2 separate regions of the Homo sapiens genome follow, and region 2 is linked to region 1. A link is a contact called in ENCODE Hi-C or POLR2A ChIA-PET data. All regions are on one chromosome and are shown on one strand. Each heading gives the region's core, a stretch centred on a gene start or an enhancer-like site at or near the end of the contact. The rest is flanking DNA. Distances are from core to core; before and after follow the strand shown. Region 1 overlaps LOC105373851 (a long non-coding RNA gene). Region 2 overlaps KLF7 (KLF transcription factor 7).

Region 1 (3,139 bases), core at 157-2,656:
TGTATTAAAAGTTTTAAAACCTTGATTGGGGGATATATTTTTAATAATTAAGAGGAAGAGTTATATTTTTATTAGATGGAAAAATTCAACATAAAGATGCCAAGGCTCCTCAAACTTACTGAAATAATTCTGTCTAAAGATCCAACGGGACGTTTCTTGAAGGTCATTAGAATGAACACTGACGAATTGCTAAGCTTAGTGCTTATCTTATTAAAAACATTCAAAACTATAAACAGGAAAACTAGCAAAATGCAAATGTTCTTAGGGATCAGCCTCGTCAGATATCAGAACCTATTGTAAAAACTGAAACTGTGTTTGATGTAAATATAAAAATATAAAGAAAAAGAAAATAATGAAATCCCCTGAAACAGACCCTGTTATATACATATGTGTCACATTTTATAGATGGCCTCATAGTTCACAAAGTTTTCCACTTGCATTATCTTTTATGCTTCAGAATCATGCTAGGAATCAAGTCGTATTATTACCCTCAGTCTTAGTTCTGAAGAAACTGACACTCAGAAGTGGCTTGACCAACATAATAAAACTAAGATAAACCCAGACTTGAACCTAGATTTTCTGACTTCTCTTACCAGGCATCTTTTCACTACATCAATCTCACAATACATTGGAGAATATACTTTTTTTAACCATACTGAAATTAGGGGAAAAAATGTTTCGACCTGCCCTTACACCATGTACTCCTGCTAACAATAAACAAACAAAATCCTGTAGTTGTTTGATGAAACATAGAGATATGACACTGAACTAGGGTCTGTGTCTGTGGTTGTCCCTCACTGAGTCCACTCACAAAGTACGAAGCTACAATGCTTCCTATTCACCTCCTCCCACCCCCACCCCCACCCTATCACCCCCATCCACCCCAGATGAATTACTTATTGTCACTAAGACGTAGCAGTGCCCAAAGTGAAATTGAAACTCTCCAGCAAATTACTGTTAAAAGAAAGTATAGTCAGTCTGTTTCTGGGGAGGGGTTGGATAATTAGAGAGCAACTAATTAGGAGCATACAGTTAAGAGTAAGGACAAACAGAAAGAAGAAAAGGAGTAAGCAACTCATACATAGTGCAGACCCACTATGTGGGAAAACCACTCATCTCTGACATTGTAGCAAAAAAGCAGCTGTCAACAATAAACATAAATGCTAGCCTTAGCTGAATGGGCACAGCTGTGTTCCAATAAAACTTTATTTCCATAACAGGCAGCAGGCAGACTATACATTGATGACTCCTGTACTAAGCAATTTAAGATAGTTTTTCCATTCAATTATCCTAAAAAAAAAACCCCTTTAGATAAGAAATCAGAGGTTACTCAACATGACCACCTGACATTAAGATGGATACAAGTATTTGCCTCAGTAAGTGGCAGAGCTGAAATCTGAACTCAGGTCTTGTGACTCCCAAGCTGGGAAGCTGGAAAGTGTGTAGTCTTCTGATAGGGCAGCCTCCTGTGACTCAGAGGTTTAACTGGATTTTATGGGTGTGAAGTCTCAGCAGGTAGAAGAGGCCTGAACAGGCTGCATCTAATGAACTAGACATGTGTTGCACTGAACCAGGCTGGGAGTACGTGGGTGATCTCTGTTGCAATCATTTAACAAAGTAGGGAGGTATAGACATGCCCATTCACCTCAGACACACCCCTCGCCTCCGAGACATCAAATCCGCTCCTCCTAACACACAGCAGGGTGCAGTTGTGGTCAGAAGTGAGTGGGAGAAGGAGGGTAGGCAGATGGGTGGCTGTTTATGGAAACCAGGAAATCCCAAAAAATAAAGTCATCTAGAGCAATTCAGGCAACTTCTTTGAGTCCAAGCTTTCCTTTCTGTGGAATAGAAATGTCTGTCCTCTTTCTTTTCTTTTTTTTTAGCAAGATGTCAGAATAATACAATAGGAAAAAAAAAAAAAACTCTGTGTAAAGTTCATTGGGCACCTCAGGGATACATGTCATTTGATGACATAGTCTCATTGTCACCTGACGCCCCATGACTTCAGCTGGCTCCAGAGTCTGCATGTAGCTTTCTGTGGGGAACTCTGCCATCTTTACATTTAACACATCTCTGCTGACAGACCAGCACTATTGAGCTGGTGCTTTGACAACCACGTCGACAAGAGACCAGGAGAGATGCCATGTAAAGGTGAAAGGACAGTGACTAAGGGGAGCAAATGAGCTTTTAAACGAGCCTGACACCATCCAGCTAGTTTTCATACTCCCTCCTGTGAAAAATCTTGACATATTGGTACATTGCTATGAGTTATTTATTTATATCGGTGTATAGTGGCCTAATATTATTTGCTCTTGCAGAGTGTTATCTAGGACTACAAACTTATTTTATTTTAAGCTCAATGACATTTCATCAACAGTTAACACAGCGTGAGTAGCTAAAAGTCACTTCAGGACAGTACATGAGGCCTCTCAGATGTTGTTGCTTTATTGCTTGACTGGATAGTTCTCTGGCTTTCTCTACTTTTGATGGTTTCTGTTTTTACCCAGCTTTGTCTGTTTTGAGCTGTATTTTTTCAGTCCATTATTACATATTATATTATTTATTTCACCACAAGATTTATTTATTATCTGCAGTAATGAAAACTAATTTGTTTCATTTGCCCATGTTAGCTATGCCTAAAAGGGAAAACAATTCTCTCTTGGTCATACAGAGAGGGGTAGAATGGAAAGGAGATGGGTACAGTCACTGAGGAGTCTCTAAGAGGATTCCATCCTGGAGAACCCCTGCTCTGGGCTTGGAGAACTGGGCTCAAACAAGGCAGGGTTCATGTCAAACCCCTGGCAAATTCTCTCAATTTGGGACTGAGTCTCTCATGGTGCCTAGACTTTGGTAATGCTTTCTGGAAACTCAGAAACTGTTGGTCCTAATCTCAATTCAGCTATTGACATTCTGGTCTTTTCTATTTAAAGCCACAAAATTGACTGTTTATTTTCTAGTCATAGTTTAATTTTGTTTTGTTTTAAGCTCTCTTAGTTGATTTCTGCCCAATCAATAAGATCAGCCACACATTTAATCTGATTCTGTCATTGAGACAGCTGAACACCCTGGCAATTCTACAGCCTACTCTGGGTAAGTTCAGTCCATATAAACTCAGCCCATTTCCAACACCTCTGTGACA
Region 2 (3,136 bases), core at 363-2,862, 240 kb before region 1:
TTACCTTTTATTTAACTTTTTTAAAAATGAGATTACTAGAAAATTTAAAGTTACATATGTGGTTTGCATATATTTCTATTTTGGACAGCACTGGCTTAAAATATATTTTCTACGTAGAAACCCCATCGACTCAAGCTTAAAAGCTCATCCTTCCCGTATTTTTCTCCATGTCCAGCCCATAGCCTAGAATCCCAGTGTTCCCATTTTTACATTCCAACCCGTGGTAGAAGCACTCTCCCAGGCTCAAAATCTTAGAGTTATTTTTAACTGTGAGAAAGCTAGGGGAGGAAGGACTCAGTAAACAAGTCCAAGTACTCCACCTTTGTGGAATCTCTCCTCCCCACCCCTGGCTTTTATTCTCATTACTACCAACCTTGTCGTGTACAAGACCCTGAATGCTTCACCAAATGCAACCAACAGCAGCCCTTCTCTGTTTCGAGGGATCTCCTCCCTGTTGCTGCATCGCATCAGGATCACCTGAGGCACTTATTAAAAATGCAGATTCCGAGTTCCCATCTCAGACCTTGCGTATCAGAATCTGTTTTTAGCATCTCTGTTTATGGGTTCAGGAATCTGAAGAAATGACATTTAAGCTGAGATACGAAGGAGGAGTTAACCAGGTGCAGTGGGAAGAAAGCTCTGCAGATTTAAAAAGCAGCACATACCAAGGCCCTGGGAGCAGAAGCAGCTTGGTGCTTTTCAGAAACAGTCATAAAACCAAAAGGCTCAAAGAAGCCTTCTTCTCTGATCCCCACCCCACCCCCAAACTTAATAGAACGTTTGGAGCCTCTCTCACTGGCCAGGATGTGAATTTTGTGAGGGCAGGGGCCACATTTGACTTGTTCGCCACTTTATCCACAGTGGCTAGCACAAACGTTATACACAGTAGATGCTCAGATAATACACTTATTTACATATAGGACCCATAAAAGTGCCATTAAGAAACACAAAATAATATTTCTCTTTAAATTGTTCTCATCCCCTATATCCATCTCTCTTTCCATAAGCAGTCCTCTAGCAACAGTGGTTCTCAAACTTATTAGAATTCCCTAAAGGGCTTGTTTAAAACACAGGTTAGTGAACCCCACCCTGAGAAGTTCTGATTCAGTAGGTCTGATTCACAAGGGGAGGGCCCAAGAATCTGCATTTCTAACAAATTCCCAGCTGATGCTGATGCTGCTGCTCCAGAGACCATACCTCAAGAACCATTGCTGTAGTGGGGAAATAAAATGAACTCAGCATCAAAAAATAGATTATTCTAGTTCTGGCTCTGCCACATAATAGCAATGTGGCCTTGTAAAGGTATTTAATAACTTCTTTGGGGACTTATGGCTCTTAACTGTGTGGGGAAGGAATTAAAAAAAAAAAACTGTCCCACTTCCCTATACTCATGAAGATTCGATGGAACCTAGTACCTGAAAGTGACTGGTCAGTTACAAAGTCCCAAATGAATAAAAAGTGTTATTAACGGTGTTTGTTATTAAAGTTGCTATTCATAGTGGTGATATCAACAGGGAGTTTACAGACACACAGGAAGCCAGAGAGAGATGTGGAAACAGAGAACTTTGTCACCTGTATGTCCAGGGCAAAGGCACAGGGCTTCTCTATAAGACTCAAACTGGAGCCCAGCCTGCCCCGTGGAGCACAGCCATGGAAATACACGGGACTAAAGAAATCCTTTGGGGTCATGTGCCATTTTTAACAACTGTTAACTTTTTCTAAAATGTTTCTTTTGAGACAAAGTGTTAGATTCTTGGTGAATTTGTTTGAAATGTTGGAGGAAGACTGTGTTGGTCATGAAAATTACTTACCAACCCAGATGCTGAAACAAATTTAGCTGTTGAAAATTAAAGAATTTTTGTAATGTGTAATTTGTTATTCCAATACATGTGTTTTCAAATACTGTACCATGTTTCTCATAACCCAAGGAATGCCATAAAATTATTTTTTATTTAATTAAAAATGTATGCAGTCTTCTAGTAGTTTCTAGTGGGCTGAGTGAGGTTTAGCCAACAAACACCACTGCTCCCCACCACCCCGACACAAGGCAAAACAAAAACTCATAACTGTTTAGGTATTACTATAATTTTCAAAAGACTGTAAACTCACTTAAGAATTTAGACCTCAACAACACTTATACCTGAAGCTGTATGTTCTCAAGTTTTGAAACAGGTAAGCATGATCATTTGGGGAAACTATATTTATTATTTTTTTTAAGCAACAAGTTTAATTTGCTTGCCTTTTTTGTCCATTTTACTTTGTTTTTGTTCTTTTTGTTTTTCAAGGTTAACTTCAAAAATTATTTTTATCAGCTTTTTTGGAGTTAAATCCAAATAAAACTTAATGTCATCTTGGAAATTTAAATATATTTTGGTGATTACCAGTTACAATAAAGTTAAAAGCTAGGTATATACTAAATTTGAAGAAAAATGTTATTAAAACATTAATCTTTCCCTTTCAAGATGACAACTACACCAAGTGAATCTGTTTGAAACTCATTTGTAGAACATTTTCTTTCCATTTAGCAGCAATGTTATCACTCTGTAAGTCAAGTTCTCACAATTCAATTTGATGTATTAAATAGAAATTTGATTATTAAAAAACGTCAATTTTAAACTCACCTTTGGTCAACCTTTGCTTTTTGTTTTCAAATGTAAAGATCACCATACAGCAGAGAACGTATACAGGAACAGACTCTTACTACAATGACCAAGCTATTATTATTATTATTATTTTCCTTAGAGACAGAGTCTCACTCTGTTGCCCAGACTGGAGTGCAGGGGTGCAATCACAACTCACTGCAACTTTGAACTCCTGAGTTCAGCCTCCCAAAGTAGCTGGGACTACAGGCTCTGGTGCCACCACACTTGGCTAATTTTTTTTTTTTTTTTTTTTTTGTAGAGACGATGCCTCCCAATGCTGCACAGGCCGGTCTTGAACTCCTGGCCTGAAGTGATCCCCCGACCTCAGCCTCCCAAAGCACTAAGATTACAGATATGAGCCACTGTGTCTATTCCCAAACTATTAATTTTTGAATCACCTTAAAAGATTTTCAGAATGAAGAGAAAAAAAATCACTTTTACTCCAAACAACACGTTCCAAGCATGGGTAATATCAAGGCATCACTCTGAAAGTG

Evidence for each region. Hi-C counts contacts between places; a loop is a spot of excess contacts on that map. ChIA-PET counts read pairs that join two places held with the same protein, here RNA polymerase II (POLR2A). Pooled maps may share reads with other maps.
Region 2: a loop to region 1 is called in a map of heart left ventricle, with 2.4 times the contacts of the local background. The contact joins two enhancer-like sites. A Hi-C loop is called at or near these places in 2 of 168 maps with a recorded cell type or tissue (cardiac septum and heart left ventricle) and 5 of 50 pooled maps. POLR2A ChIA-PET finds 5 or more read pairs at or near these places in 3 of 52 experiments (activated CD4-positive, alpha-beta T cell, activated T-cell and naive thymus-derived CD8-positive, alpha-beta T cell).

What each region holds. Positions count from the first base shown.
Region 1 is chr2:207,336,430-207,339,568 of GRCh38, forward strand. All of the region lies in intron 1 of LOC105373851 (a long non-coding RNA gene), which reads left to right. Among named protein-coding and RNA genes, the nearest start is that of MIR1302-4, 69 kb to the left of the region's middle. Within about 2 kb of position 1,407, at least 4 of the 41 ENCODE cell types and tissues checked have a DNase peak (open chromatin) inside an H3K27ac peak, as active enhancers do.
Region 2 is chr2:207,095,904-207,099,039 of GRCh38, forward strand. All of the region lies in intron 2 of KLF7 (KLF transcription factor 7), which reads right to left. Among named protein-coding and RNA genes, the nearest start is that of MIR2355, 13 kb to the right of the region's middle. Within about 2 kb of position 1,613, at least 2 of the 41 ENCODE cell types and tissues checked have a DNase peak (open chromatin) inside an H3K27ac peak, as active enhancers do.